2 separate regions of the Mus musculus genome follow, and region 1 is linked to region 2. A link is a loop called in an ENCODE intact Hi-C map of the cell type or tissue named here. Cell type or tissue: left cerebral cortex. All regions are shown on one strand.

Region 1 (8,000 bases), 95 kb after region 2:
ATGGGTCTGTCCACTCATTCAGCATTTAGTGAGGATCCACTGAGGACAGAAAGAATCCCTCAGACGCTAGAAGTACGGTAGTAGGGAAAGACAACTTATAGGTATAGTTTTAAATCGTGCTATATTGTTTGAAAAAAATGAAAGCACGCGCTTTTCAACTGCCTAAAAGTCAGCTGAACAAATCCTGTTTTGATGCCAAGGCTTCATCCTTGCTGACCTATTAAGTGGTTCTGATCAGAATCTATATGACAGAGGCTGAGGAACACCTCAGTAGGTCTCTCTTCAGTAGAACTCTCTTCAGTAGGTCAAGCAGCCATTGATCGATCAGCTCCGCTGATCAATTGATCTTCCCTGGGAGGGGCTGGTGAAAAGGAGGAGGAGCCTGTGAACAGTGTGGTCATGGGTGTGGTTATGTGGATGGCAATCCTGAAGAAATGCAAACTGGTAGGATGGCAATGGGGAATTGGAGTGTTACTGAGAGAGGACATCTGCTTGTCAACCCAATGGAATTACACAAAGATCGCTGGGCACAGGACACAGCGGCCAACTGGTTGAAACCCAATCTCCCTGTGAGTGAATCTGCTATCAGCCTTGACCTTCCTCGGTACCTCACCCAGCGCCGGGAGGAAAGTCTGCCCTCTCTTGGTGCTTCCTATGAGCTGTGAACATATTCAATCCAGTGAGGATGCTGCTAGTGAAATGAGAACAGCAGTTTCCATAGAGAAGTGGGGGGCGGGAGCCAGATTGCACAAGGATTAAGGAAGGAGTGGGCGGTGAGGAAACGGCAGCGGTGACAAGTGAGTGATGGAGACGGATAGAGCAGTCACTCAAGGGGGTCAGGGGGCCCGAACACATCCAGAAGTTTCTAGAAAGATGTCAGCCAAAAGGGAAAGATGGGAAATGAAAGAAAAGGAGGTGACTGATGGAGTACTGTCCCAGCGGGATCAGGGGTGCAGTGAGAAGAGAATTACAGAGGAAGAGGGTTGGGCCTCAGAACAAGAGAGAGATTCTGCCCTGGCGTTTGTGGCTCGGAACTGGAGGACAGTAAGGCTCTGCCACTCCTTATTTTGTTCTCTGAGAAGACCAAGAGATAACACTTGTCTCCGGTGCCTGGAGGAGAGCAGAGAAGGTCAGAGCAGTCCCACTTGGACTGTCAGAGACGTCACTCAGAACAAAAGGATTTGTGATGTTCCTGGCTGGGGCCTCACAGTAACCACTCAGTCAACACAGTTGGCAGAGCTGTCTGCTCTGCCCAAGAAGAAATAGCCAAGTGAGTTTCCCAGAATCCAAGATGAGCAGGGAGCTGCGGGTCTAGGGCTGAAGCTGCTTAGGGGTTATAAGACATGGACCATGCATGGGGCTTCAAGTTGTCAATCTAGAGATGGGTGAAGGGCTACAAGGAAGCGGGGACAAGACACTGTTGATGAACGCAAGGCCTTTGGGAGGAATGGAACAGAAAGGCTGTTGGGATTTCAAGATCAACTCAGCTCAAGAGCTAACAGCACTGCCCTGCCCCAGAGTTGAGTCTTCCCTTGCCTCATTCCCAAAGGCCATCTTCACCTAAGAGAGCAGATTTTTCTCTTCTCTGTGGCAAACAGGGGTCAGCCTTAATTATGCTACCCCACCAAGCCTCACATCTGCTGCTCTTCAGGTGATCTTAGCCAGAGACCAAAAAAAAAAAACAAAAAAAAAAAACCAAAAACAAAAACAAAAAAACCAGCACAGCTGGTGCTCATTTCTCAAGCCTCTGGCATCTTGGGTAGTGAGATCCTTAGTACCTCAAGGGTCTGGAACACAGTGCAACACCCTGGATCCCACCAACCAGAGGGAAGATCCAAGCTCTCCCAGTATGGGGAGCAAAAACTCGACGGACAGTTGGCCCAGAAATGAACGATGCTACCTTTAGAGGGGAATATTTCCAGACACGTCGATGTGGTCAGACTGACTGACAATTGAAAAATCTTCATCAAGAGGAAAAGAAGGCAGGAACGGGGAAGACAGAAAGGAGCTGAGCCTTTTTTTTTTCCTCCAAGCTATGTACAGCTCCACTCTGGGTACTTTGAGAACGGAAGGTTCACTCATTTACATTTCAAACCAACGGTGAGTGGTGGTGTTATCCCTGCCACAGAGGGAAAAGGAGGGAGAAACCCAAGGCCGTGGGCGGCTGCTCAAGCATTTGCAGAGGTGGCTGCAGCAGAGCCGGGCTTTAAATCCTGCCTTTCTTCCCCGGCAGGCAGGTATCCCTCCCACAGCATGCCCTGCCTCACAGAGCTTCTGCCTCCCCCGACACCTTTCTACAGCCAAGCCAAGCCCCCTGCACCTTGTTGCTCTGTTGAAGACCCGCCAGAGCCTGAAGAGAGATAGCAGGGCAGTCACATTGCAAAAGGTAAAAATTTAAATTAAAAGAAAAAAATAGAGGGCCAAATTTGGAATTCTAAGACACAGTGAAATTCGTTTCTGGCTCACAATCCTGCCAGCCACGTGAGTTGCAGATACCACTTCCTGTCGTAAGGCTGTTTCCTCCTCTGCAAACAAGAATTCCCTCCCAATGGAAATACATACTATTAAGAGCAAGTGACAAAGTATTTAACAGCCAACTCTCAAAAAGGACGATTCTCAGGCCAGCGAGAAGGCTCAACGGGCAACAGCTTCTGCCGGGCAAGCCTGGCTACCTGAGATCTATCCCAGAAATCAGTGCAAGGGTGGAGAGGAGAGAATTGATTCCACCGGGTCATTCTCTGCCTCTCACATGTGCACCGTGACACGTGTGTCTACGGACTCGTACACACACATACACAATCATCCTCATAATAAAAGTTTAAAGAAAATAATGCTCACATCTCAAAGCAATGTTTACTGCTTCCTACAATCTGAAGCCTTCCACCTCAGCTGATGTCAAGGCAAAAGGACAAGGTTCCATCTCTGTGCCACCGGCTTCTTGGGTATGTGGGTAGCGCGCTGCTGTATAGCATTCTTGCCATTCAAACCAAACCGATACAATCAGGATGAGGAGAGCTCTAGAGCAGGGTTCCTCAACCTATGGGATTGAATGACCTTTTCACAGGGGTCACCTATCAGATCTCCTGCACATCAAAGATTTATATTACAACTCATAACAGTACCAAAGTTACAGTTATGAAATAGGAACAAAAATAGTTTTTATGGCAGTCACCACAGCATGAGGAACTGTATTAAGAGGGTCTCAGCACTAGGAAGGTTGAGAACCACTGCTGTATACCATCAGTAGTAAAATGATTAGAAACATCACGTGCTGCTTTAGTGCTGACCAGAAACAAGGTTTATGTAATCATAATCTTATGTAAGTTCATCTTCAGCAATGGCCTTATTTAATGGCTGGTTTACCAAATTCTTAAAATGTGATTAGCAGTTTTTACAAGCCATCTCCAACACACCACCCATCCTAGTAGACTTGCTAGGCTGAAATAGGGGTAGAGCTGGGATTTGAACCCAGATCTCACTGACTCCAGACGAAGATATCATCAGCTTCCTGCTTGTGCTGCAAGGTGGAGATGGGGCTGATTAGAAATGCAGATCATTCCTGGGCACCATTAGGAGAAATAAGAGGCACCGATGATCTGTAAGTGCCCAAATAAAGAAAGCTAGTATGGCCGCCCCCTGTCTCCACATAGGGCTTGGGCACAGTCTACCCAGAAGACACCTGTTCTACCTCTATCCCAACTTTTTAATACCGAAAGCTATTTCTTTCACCAAAGCTATTTCTGATTTCAAACATTTTGTTCTCCTAAGAGCTGGGCCACTGATCAAATCCCTCCAGCCACTCCTCTCCACCTCCCAGGGCCTTCCTTTCCTCCCCATCAGAATGAGTGAGGGAGACCAGCTAACCTTGAACAATTCCCCCACCCAGATCTGAAGCACTCAAATATGACTCACTACATAGGCAGTGCCAGAGGTTCTGACAGCTCAGAAAGCAGGTGCCAGCATCAACCCTGTTGGGGTTGGGAGAGCTGCTCAAGGAGGCTCGATGGGAAGCAGAGACCACATGGGAAACAACTGAGCCACTTCAAAGTGCAACCGAACAGGTGACAAGAGACCATCTTTTATGCAGGATAGTGATACATGCCTGGAAGAAAGAAAACCAATTCTGCGTCCCAAGCCACACTGCTGTGTAGAGTGATGGGCCCCTCCCCCCTCTGTACACACGCCTCTTCATCCTCTCAAAAGAGAGGATATTGAACTCTGTGGCCTCTGACTTCTAATCTGATTGTTTATGTCCTCTGCCACACGACGGAATGCAAGGACAGAAGAAAATGACATCAGGCAGGTGGCTGCCAAGCCAGATGGGGCTAAGAGGAGTAGGCAGTACAGATGGTGCAGAACTTCAGCTTCAAGAGGTGCAAAGATAAAGGACTTAGCATGTATAGGTAGGTGCACCTGTGTGCATGGTGTTAGGTAGGAGTGACGTCCCACCTACCAACAACATCCCAGGCTGGGGATGGTCCTGAGGCCTGGACCCAGGGTTCTGTGCCAGCTAGTGAGGCTAGCCGAGCAAGCGTGAGCCGATGCTCCTGGTGTTGCCATGGAAGCCCAGGAATAGTGCAAGCTGGGAGTGACTGTCGGGGTGCAGCTCCCTCAGAAGGAGCCTGTGTCACGCCTTTGGCAGAACATCAGGTGGGAGTCTCAGAGCACAATGAGCTATTGTTCTTTGAGGCTTTACGCTAAACCCGTTTCCAAGGTTTTATGAATCATTTTGCTGCTGATCTTTAAAAAAAATAAAAGAGTAATATACAAGGCACAGTGGAAGGAGCCTTCAGCTTCTTTTCTCTGAGAGAGGAACATGAACTCGTGGAGAACTCCTTCCCACCTTCTGCCTTGATCTCCCCCACAACTGTCAGAAAGGCTACTTTGAAGGCAATGATTCTGGATCATAGCCATGGGCCATCCCAACACTGACGAAGGAAAATAAGAGTCCTGAAGAGGAAACATATAAGCACCCAGGCTTTGGGACTGCCAAGACAAATGAATGACAAGTAGCTCAAACTAAGGCCAAGCAGTTGCTGTGTGACTCAGACAATGTTGCGTCCTTAGGAACTCCCTCCATGAGAACGTCCTGCATGGAGATGAGTCTTTGTCTCTGAGACATGGATTGGCTGCATTTCCAAGGAGGCGAATGCCACTCATGGCCAGCAGCTTCCTGCTCCGTCCCTGGCCCATCTACCTTCATGTGCACTTGGCTTTCTGTATATCTTCTGGCTGACAGTCTGACGTTCCACTCTGAAAGCCAGCCTTCAGAAGAACCTTGGAGTCCAAGGCTGTGCCCCTTAAGTGTGCTCCTACTCCAAAGTAAAATCTAAAGCAGTGGGTCCCTGTCAGGGCACCTACCCAGCCTGCCCTAAGACAAGTTTCAGCAACTTGCTGAACCAGCCACCGATCAGACAGAGAACCTGCTCCAGACAGTAGGTGCTCATTCATAGCATGGCTTCTCTGAAGGCTGTTGTGCTAAATGGGAAGGGAGTGGTTTCTCAGGAGACCACCTGACCCTTCCGTCACAATGGATGAAGACCCAGCCTTGAGATTCCCTAGCTAGAGATGTGGTCCTTCAACTGCTCCGATTCTGAAAGCTGATGTGGCTACAGTTTGTACCTCCCCATATATAGTTTGATCCCTGCCTCAGTTTCTTTCCTGGCCCCCGGAGCCCTAACTTTGAAATACTTCCCAGCTCCCAGCCAACCCTCCCCTTGCCTCCCAGGGCCTCAGTTCCCCACCTCCTCCTACTGGCTGGCTCGGTTTTACAGATGGTTGCAGCCCCGGTTATTATTTAAACGAGCTGCTTCTGGCTCACATGTTAATTAAAACCCGCTGTCCAAAATCTCCTGGTACAATTTGCAGTGTAATCTGTAGCCTCTAGTGCATCATTGTATCTCTATTAAAAGGGATTCTCTGTAATGATGCGGGGATTTAATTAGTTTCTTTGCCAATGTTGTAAAACACAGTGATAAACGAGCCAACAGGTCCGTGGATCATTATTCTCCTCAAGATGAGCTTATTAGCTGATTATGAATCATTAACAAAGTCTACACGGGATTTTCTTATCTAATTCAACACAATTTTTAACATTCAGTGCTCAACATCCATTCCTTGCAACCAGCAACATTGTGTGGTGATTGCGATCTCTATGTGTGGCTCTCTGCTCTGGGCTTAGGTCTTCCCCCTCTTATTTAATTTGAGCTATATGGCGGGAGGACTCGAGAACAGGGACTGGGGACGACACTGTGATGAATCCAGAGTTTTATTTTATGACGGGAAGCAGCTACTATGAACTGGAACTGGCAGCCCATATTTTTGTGCTGGTATAAGTGTGTGTTTGTATATTCTCACATCTGGGGAGGGATACACACACTTTGTGCACATGTGTGCATCAGTAGTAGAGGGAAAGTCTGGGGACATATGTGCTCCTGTATACATGGAAGTGTAAAAGCTATATTCACACGTCTGTATATCCTTTTGTATAGGTATGCTCGTGTATACAAGCAAGTAGATGCATGTTAGGGGGAATTCAATAGAAGATATTTCTGAATAGGCTTTCAGGCTAACGTTATTTCAGTACCCCCTGAGATGCCCGAATCTCCCAGTATTTCCCACAGTTCACTCCTATCTCCCCATGCTGGGGTCTCCTGCCTTTGAGTTTGTGATGTGGTCCAGGCACAGAGCTTGGCACTACGGTCCCACAAACTCTCTCGTTTATAGAGAAGTGGAGTCCAGAGAGGATGGATGACTCTCCCAAAGCCGTAACTAGCAGCCAGTTGAGGCCACTGTCCAGCAACATTCCCTGCCCCATTACAAAGCCCTTTCTGAAGTGCACGCCTATTCTTGGGGCTTGGCCTCCTCCTCCAAAACCCTACTGTTCTTGGACTGACAGGGGCACTGCTCTCCCTCCTCAGTATCCCCTCCAAGTGCACACCTCCTGGGCTCTAGAGCCTCACAAGTTGAACTTAGGAAGGGCCATTTCTGCTTCTAGGACATAGTCTCCTATATTGGTCCCAGAGGCTCACATCATTCTCTTGTGTTTTTTATTTTACCAGGAAAATAGTATAATTTGGTGACCAAAATTATTAGTGCCAACAAGTTTTGACAGCCATTAAGAGAAAATGCTGTGAAAAGAAGGAGTTGGGCATTATCATCTGAAAGTTTCAAGTGCATATAAACATAACTGTCGAAGTTCTGGGTGGGGGCTCAGAGGTGCAGCACACCCAGATCTCAGACTCACAGGTCAGAGACAGACCAAGGAAGCTGGGTTTGAGGAGTAACTCCAAATCCCCAGCACCTAAAAATGTGGCTGAATTTTGAGATAGGGCCTTTATAGAGGTAATTAAGTTAGGGTGGTGTCATTGGGATGGGCCTGATTCCACAATGGCTGCTGTCCTCATATGAAGAGGAAGTTAGGATCCACACATACAAAAGAAGATGACATGAAGACATGAGGAGATGGTAGCCATCTACAAGCTAAAGGAATCTTAGAAGAAATCTGCCCTCCTAACACTCTTCTGACTTCCAAAACTCTAGGGGACATAAGATATTTAAGCCACACAGTCTATGGTAGCCTGTCAGAAAACAGCCCTTCATCCAGGTGTCAGTATAATGTCTGAGGGAGGGTCATGAGCATTTGAGTACTTTCAGTCAGTGTCCATGCCTACACAGGGCCCATGTGGCCAACCGTGACCCCTGGGTCATAAGAAAATCTCTAGATTCGATTAAGCAGTTCCAAGTAGTTTATCTAGCTGGAGCTAGCAAGTGAAAGCCAAAAAGAGCTTACTGGATCAGGAGCACAGTCAAGCCAATGGGGTGTTAGGAAAACTCTGGTCCCAGCAAGAGAGTTAAGCTCTGGACAATAACAGAGAAGGGAATCCCCATACAGCTTTCCACGGCTCATTAAAGTGGGCGACCTACAGAACTTTACTGCATGCTGGGGCATCAAGTAGCTTCAAGGCCTGCATCAGGTAGCTCGCTCCTGCTGAATAACA
Region 2 (8,000 bases):
GGAATCATCCTGACAGGCAGTGCTCAATGCTGCATTCCCTAGAGGAAATGCTTGGAGTAGCAGTGAGGGTAGCTGGCCTCGGAGCTGACCACATGTCTGTTTGCTCTTGGGGTACAGTGCCAGGTCACTAAAGCAAGACTGGAAGACTAGGAAGAGCTGGGAGTGAGAATGGGGGTGGTAGCCCTTCCCTTTCCCCATCTCATTCAAACCTTGGGTGGGAGAGGGACTATGGATGTAGGGTCCCATCTCTGTTTTCTGGTCTGAGTTTCATTGGGATCCTTGTCACTGGGAGACGGTGACATTAAAAACCAACTGGAGCTTAGTCTAGGGGTTTTATGGTGGAAGACAGGGTTACTCAGAAAAATTGGAAACTTGGGCTGGAGAGATAGTTCAATTGGTAAAGTATCTGATAAACAACCAGGAGGACCTGAATTCAATTCTTAGAACCCATGGGGTGGGGGGAATCAGGCATGGGAGCACATGTTTGTAATCCCAGTGCAGCACAGGCAGAGGCAGACAGATACCTGGAAGATTACAGGCCAAACACGATAGCCAAATCAATGAGTCCCAGGTTCAATGAAAGTTTTGACTCAGAAAGAAAGAAAGAAAGAAAGAAAGAAAGAAAGAAAGAAAGAAAGAAAGAAAGAAAGAAAGAAAGAAAGAAAGAAAGAAAGAAAGGAAAGAGAGAGAGAAAGGAAGGAAGGAAGGAAGGAAGGAAGGAAGGAAGGAAGGAAGGAGAGAGAGAAAAGAAGGAAGGAAGGAAGAAAGAAAGAAAGAAAGAAAGAAAGAAAGAAAGAAAGAAAGAAAGAAAGAAAGAAAGGAGGGAAGAAAGAAGGAAAGAAAGAAAGAGAGAGAGAAGAGAAGAGAAGAGAAGAGAAGAGAAGAGAAGAGAAGGAAAGAAAGGAGGAAAGAAAGAAAAGGCGGAAGGAAGGAAGGAAGGAAGGAAGGAAGGAAGGAAGGAAGGAAGGAAGAAAGGAAGGAAGGAAGGAAGGAAAAAGGAAGAAAGAGGATAATATCCTGAGAATCAAGGTCAAAGTCTGGCTAACAGGAAGGTGTTGGTGCTAAGTTCTAAGCATTGATCTACTACCTGAGCTCAGGATCAGACCTTTTAGGGAGGTGCAGATGCAGGGAGCACAAGCAGGGGCTAGCAGACCTAAAGGTACACGGGTGGCATGAAAGGATGCCAGCTCCCCCCACCCCAACCGCCACCACCTGCCTCTAAGTCTCCCAGTTGTCTGTTGTGGGTCTCCCTTCTGAAGGAGTAAAGGCTGGGTGATATTCGTGCCTGTCCACATGTGCACCAAAGCCTGGGGCGCATAATGTTGGGGGTACTTTGGGGGTTTCCATTTAGGCTGCAAAGGCCTCCTGAGATCTGGGAGGGGCCAGAGAGAGAGAGATTGAAGGAATCTTTAAGCTGGGGAAATCCACCCACCACACGCTAATCCTAATAGACACACATTGAATATACACAGTAATAGGTGGAATTTTTTTTTTAATAGAATGAATAGAATTGCAGTTCTGGGAGGCGATCGTGTCAGAACATAGACTCTTCTTGCACACAGTCAGAATGCAATGTGCCTTCCCTCAGGGCCTCGGCCCCTGTGAAGCCTGGGAAGCGGAGGACAGAGGAGGACAGCTGGGGAGAGGGAAGTCTATTGAGTGGCGCTGTGACTCTGACCCCAGCTAACAACTCAGGACTGTTTCACTTGCTTGAAGTGTGACTTTGGCAGAGAAATACAAACCCCGCCAGCCTGAAGAGACAGCTGGCTCCGGTCCTTCCCACTCAGAGATGACTCAGGTGGGGCCAGCCTCACTGCAGGCAGCCTTTGCAAGGCTGGCTCAAAGAATGCTGTGTTCCTAGTCAGATTTCTTTGTGGCCTCACTTAAGGCCTCTTCAGCATGCACCAACAACTCTACTTCAGGCTTCTCCGGGATGCCTTGGGAACAGTCGACTTATCCTTGTGACAGGAAGTGACTGTTTCAGAAAAAAATCATAATACCGGGCCAGCACAGGAGAGAAATGTTCAGCTTTCCACAAAAGGAACTTTGGGGCATCTTGGAGTCTTGATGCTAAAACGAGGCAAATGTATGGGAGAAAAATAAAGAAATTCAGTTTTATTTTTATTTTTTCTTTTTCGAGACAGGGTTTCTCTGTGTAGCCCTGGCTGTCCTGGAACTCACTTTGTAGACCTCGAACTCAGAAATCCACCTGCCTCTGCCTCCCAAGTGCTGAGATAAAAGGCGTGTGCCACCACGGCCCAGCTAAAACTCAGTTTTATTAATGGCTCATCTTGGTTACAAGGAATAACACCATCACACCATCTGAGACAATGGCAGATGGTGGGGATGTTGGGAGATGTGAGTGGAACCTATGGGTGCGAAAGTGAGGTTTACCCAGGACTCCCTCTTGAGTGCTTAGCATCCCAGTGGCTGTAGCTAGATGGACTTTTAAGGCAGTTGCTCATAGCGCTCTACTACACTGTTAATGGCCAGAGGAGATGGACTGATTGTCCCCACAAAAAGATGTCTTGGACTTATGTGACTTATGTGGAACTAGGGGGCTTTGCTTTTACATTTGGGATTTGGTTTTATTATGTGTATCTGTGGGTTTGCGTGCCTACAGGTGGCTGCAGAATCAAGAAGAGGATGCTGGAGTTACAGATGGTTGTAAGGCACCCGATGGACAGACTAATGAAATCAAACTCAGCTTCTCTGCAAGAGCAATGCTCTTGCCTGCTAAGCCAACCCTCCAGCCCCTGAGTGGGGTCTCTGGGGATGTGATCTCTTTAAAATGATCTGAGTGAGTACCAAACTCAATACAAGAAAAGACACAACAATACTCAGAGCTCACAAAGATGGAAGAGGGTCGTGTGAAGATAGAGACGGAATATAGAGGAATACGGTTATAGTCAGAGATCCAGGGACAGCAGCAGCCAACATGAGCTAGGAGGCAACGGAAGTGTCTCCTCCCAGACCTTCTGATGAAGCGCAGCCCTGCTGGCCTCTTGATTTTGGACTTACAACCTCTGGCTTGGTAAGTCCACATTGCTTTAAAGAGCCAGTGTACAGCTGTTCGTCACGGCAGCTCCGAGCAATGCAGGCTCGGCTGCACACACGGCTTTAGGCAGCTTCTGTGCCTCTTTGTTTCCTGCCCAACTGGTGGATACAGGTGAAATCTGCCCAGCTTTCCTTTTGTGGCTACGCTATAGATTGGTGTCCTTCATGGGTTGGGGGCTGCCCTGGGCCCTGCAGCCAGGATAGGATGTGGTAGAGTTACCGGACTGGAGAAGTACCTTAAGCTTAGCCATCAGAAGGGAACAGGTCTGCTCCGGAATACCAGGCAACCTGGTGGTGAGAGTGTGGGGGCTGGGGGATGGGAGATGAGAGATGGGGTTGAGAGGATAGGGGCGGGAGGATGTCTGCAGGGAGGGGCTGCAGAGCTGTGAGCTACTTGCCATTTTATGTGCCACCCTCTGCCCTCTGCAAGCATCTAGTTCTGGATTTTCACTGCCAATGGCTGGAGGGAAGGGCGGTGTGTGTGTGTGTGTGTGTGTGTGTTATGAAAGTTTGGTGGCAAATTATAGGGACTTGAGTTTCAGATTTCCACTAAGTTGAAAGCTAGATTTTGTTACTTACCAGGTACCTAGACCTTAGCACAACTGACACCATCATGAAAGTACCATTTAGGCCATGGAATCTAGCATATTGGCAGTGCCAATCTATATAATCTTTTCTGCTAAAGCAGAATCCACCCAATCTATAGTGCTGGGCTTTGCTCTTTGGCTTCTGTAGTTCCTCTCTGGCTAACTGGTCTTGAGAACTGAGGTGTGTCAACACAGGATATGGTTTTTGTGCTTGAAAGATCACCCTGAGAAAGACTCAAGACTGCACTGGAGTCCCAAACACCCAGGGTAGTCGTTAGCCAGCTAATAAAAACTTTCTATTGGCTCGAAATTGTGTCTGAGTAGTCCTGGTGGATCCCTCACAACAGTTATGGTTGGTATCTTAACTGTCCCCTGTGTCTCAAATGCTTGGAGGCAGTCTGTGGTACTACTGAGAGATGGGACCTAACAGGAAGACGGTAGGTCGTTGGGGATGGGCATTTGAGGGAAGTACTGGGACCTTGGCCTCTTCCCTTCTCTCTTGGCTTCCTGGTTCTCAAGTGGAAAGTCATGTCCTTCCAGCTCACACTCCTACATCCATGCTGGACAGTCCAGCCCCAGACCTGAAGCATCTGGACCAAGTGACCAAATTCTCTGAAACCATGCGGCAAACTAAAGGACTCATTGTCCAAAGCTGATTTTTCTCAGGCATTTTGTCTCTACCACAGTCTGCTACCTCACAGCTATGGGATGGTGATGCTCAGAGACTTGCCCCTTCTCAGAGCTTCTGCCAAGCTACGAGACATTCCGTGCCACTGATGTGCCAAGGAAGAGATAAGAAGGAGCCAGCTGGGTGTGCTCCTTGATCTGGTAAAAAGCTCTCAGTCCACACGGAGATGCTTCTAGTAGTGACTGCCTAGCCCTGAGTAGGCTCCCGGCAGAAGACTGAGGGCAGATCCAGGCCCAGGTGCCTGCTGGCTGCCAGCTTTCCCTTTGTCTTCTTCCGTAATGCTAATTTGGTTACTCTTAGTAACCGCTGTTCCCCATGACTATTGCTCATCCCAGGCTCTGAATCATTCTGATGGATACAACTTGACGTGGACCAATTTGCCTAATTCATCACCTTTGCATTTCTTTCATGCTAAAGACAAAGCAGGAAGCTTTTCCAACAGGCCTTGTGATTTTTCTATTAAAAGGCTCCCCCTCCAAACGGCTGCTGCTGGGGAAATCTGCAGGCCAAGGATTCTATAGTTAAAACCCACTCGCTGTGTGGTCTCTCTCTCCACAGTGAGGCCTGTTTTCTGGCATAAGGCTGAGCAAGGCTGCCCTTGGGAGAGAATAAGTGCCCATGCGTCCTCCCCACTGGCAAAGGAAGGGACTAGGAGGCTCACTCTGTCTCCACAGCCCACACAGCTATGGCACATCTCTAGGCTCCAAGAATACGTTCCCTGCAGAATCCTAGTGAAGACACAGTGGACCAAGGGATGTGAAAAGCACTTTATACCCCGCCCACGTGTTAGCTATTGCTACATGATGACTGCCAGGCAAGGACAGAAACACTAGTGGTATAAGATGTGAGCATTAAAGGATACATCTAAAGAGGAATTTGGATAAGAAAGCCGCCGAAAAAGGGATGTTGCAAATAGTCAATAGTTATGAAGAGATGTCCAAGACCACTGGTCTTTAAGGAACTGGAAATTAAAACAGTAAAATGCCTACAGCTAGGATGGCCTGGTTGTGTGTCATCCTTGTCTCTGCAGTCCCTAGAAACAGTCCATGGGCAACTTTTCATTGGGATTAAGCCCTCCCGGGTCAGGCTGGTGATACCTTCCTAGGCTCTATGTACCTCTGTAAACACATTTATCCATGGCTTAGAGTTTGGAGTTCCCATCACAGGGTCAGGCCCCTTCCTCCTACTTCAATTGTTAGGAGGTCCTAAGTCTGCTCCCGCTTCAGCCTTCAAGACCCCTGGCCACTTGCTCCGTGGGAGAAATCTCTAGATTTCTTATAGCCTTGTTTTTCTTCTTCAATCTGACCCTTAACCCTTTCCCATTATGCAAGCCAAGTGTTCATCAGAGCAAGTCAAAAAAACAGAGAGACAGGGGGGTAAAGAGCTCATGTTCCCCCTTTCCCTCTTTGTCATCTCCTTAACTTTGGTGTCCCCTTGGGTGACTGATATTTTGCTTTGTGTCTGCAACTTTCAATACTTCCCTTGATGCTCAAACTAGTGCATTCATTCACATAGTTACACATCTAGGGCATCTTTGGATTTGTAATGAGATCATATCATATGTATGACTCCTTCTTAAAGTAACTATACTATTGGAAAGACATTGTTATGCCAATCACATATGTAATCCATTTCAATGGCTTCGTAATAGTCCACACATTAATCAATATTGTTTTCCATCTTACAATGAGCACGCATGTGTGTGGGGGCGCGCGCGCGCGCGCACACACACACACACACACACACACACACACACTTTTATACTTGCACTGTTGTTTCTTAGCAAAAGAGCCATGGATGTGTGCTTTCGGAGTCAGATGGTAAGCACTTAGTTCATCTAGTTATAGATATATTGTTTTCCCAAGAGGATCCTGCACAGCTCACCTAGAAAACGTGGGTATAGTTGTGTCATCACACCCTCTCCAGTTCTCTGATGGAAAAACTCAAGTTTAGGTTTTTGGTTTTTGATTGTTGTTGTTGCTTTGTTTTGTTTTGTTTTTTAAGTAGCCATCTTCTGGGTGACTCATGGCTTTTCAGTGTTTTAATTTCCATTTCCTTAAAGACCAGTGATCTTGGACATCTCATTGTAACTACTGGTTATTTGCAACATCCTCTTTTCCGTGGCTCCCCTATCCAAATCCCTTTAACACTCACAGCTAAATACCACTGGTGTTTCTGTCCTTGCCCAGCAGTCATCATGTAGCAATAGCTACCACATGGGCGGGGTATAAAGTGCTTTCTACATCCCTTGGTCCACTGTGTCTTCACTAGGATTCTGCAGGGAACGTATCCTTGGAGTCTAGAGACATGCCATAGCTGTGTGGGCTGTGGAGACAGAAGTGAGCCTCCGAGTCCCTTCCTCTGCCCAGTGGGGAGGACGCATGGGCACCTCTATTCCAAGGGCAGCCTTGCTCAAGCTTATTCAGAAAACAGTTGCAGACTAAATAGAGGAACTCAGAACAGACAGGCAAAGAAGAAGCCTGGAATACTGGAGGGCAGATGAAAAGAGAGGGGCTTGTTGGATTAACTTCCCAGGATGTATTTTTCTCCCATATGTTTCCTGGATTTTTGTTTTAAAATGCCCTCCTTGTATTCCTTATAGACGACAGAGCCTTGCACGTGGCAGACGAGGGCCTCTCATCTTGCAGCTAGATTCTAGCTGCTGCCCAGCTACATTTCTGTTCTCATTGCCAAGCAGGGACTTTCAAAGCCTTTGTTATCTTCCCAGACTTCCCTGCATGGAAAACAGTCTCCCCTGCCCCCAGGTGGATTACATTTAAGGGGTGGAAATGTCCAAAGCAGTTCTCAAGGCGAGGTTGCTTCTGCTCTCCCTGCCCCCTCTGGAGCCAGCTAGAAACGTTTTTGGTATCACCACGTAGGGAAGTGGTGCCCAGCATCGAGTGGGTGAGGGCCAGGAAGCACTAAGCGCTCTGTGTATTCTGCAATGCACAGAGCAGTGTCCACTACAAAGAACTATAGCCCCAAATGTCCACAGAACCCCTGCTGGGAAGCCCTGACTTAAAGTCACACTGAGTTCATTAGAATTAACAGGATAAAAATGGGGTTTGCAAATTCAAGGAATTTAGCTTTGAGTATCCTGGGCTTTTATACTGCTGGTACGATCTTCAGCTGGTACGATCTTGGAGGAGTCTTTTATCCCCTCTAAGACAAAACTCTAAAATGTGGACCTGCTCATCTTCCTTGAAAAGTTACAGGGAGGATGTGGCCAAATGATGTTCATGGGAAGGTTCCAGATTCCCTGAAGGAGATGTTGATCCTGGCTGGGTAAGCCTGCGGGTTGGGGTGGGAGACGTCTTTTCTATACCTGGTGTAGGTGTGAGGAAGCTGTGCCTGCTTCTCTAGGTTTCTGGGCCAGCTATGTCTGTACAGGATCTGTAGGTGTGAAAAGACAGGGGTGGTGGTTTGGAGCCCAGTGGTCTCCCTGAATGCTAATTGCCCTGTGTCCTTGTTTCTGGGCTGACTGTGTGTTGGATCTCTGGCTGTGAAAACGCAGGTGTCTGTAGTTTGGACTCCAGCGGACTCGCTGAATGCTAATCTCCCCGAGTCCTTGTTTGTTCCTCTGCAAACTTTGCGGGCAGACAGCTAATCAATGGGGGGAAATGATGACTCCAGCACTGTGCACATACTAACTGGCAGCCCAGGCAGAG

The links. Hi-C counts contacts between places; a loop is a spot of excess contacts. Peaks named below come from ENCODE experiments on the same cell type or tissue, not always from the same donor. Only the 100,000 strongest peaks of a DNase experiment are listed, where the experiment ranks them.
Region 1: it touches region 2 in a loop (4-fold over the local background); 2 of 42 quality-filtered maps call a loop at or near these places.

What each region holds. Positions count from the first base shown.
Region 1 is chr4:124,396,403-124,404,402 of GRCm38, forward strand. No RefSeq gene overlaps it. Among named protein-coding and RNA genes, the nearest start is that of Gm52719, 47 kb to the left of the region's middle. In left cerebral cortex, a CTCF peak has its summit at 640; DNase peaks (open chromatin) are centred at 708, 2,145, 2,437, 3,977 and 2 more places; H3K27ac peaks cover 1,520 bases.
Region 2 is chr4:124,301,360-124,309,359 of GRCm38, forward strand. 1700021L23Rik (RIKEN cDNA 1700021L23 gene) reads right to left here. Exons shown (of 5, transcript NR_166446.1): 5 at 1,476-2,070. Among named protein-coding and RNA genes, the nearest start is that of Gm12916, 5.4 kb to the left of the region's middle. In left cerebral cortex, no CTCF peak of the experiment used is centred here; DNase peaks (open chromatin) are centred at 1,793, 4,658 and 4,998.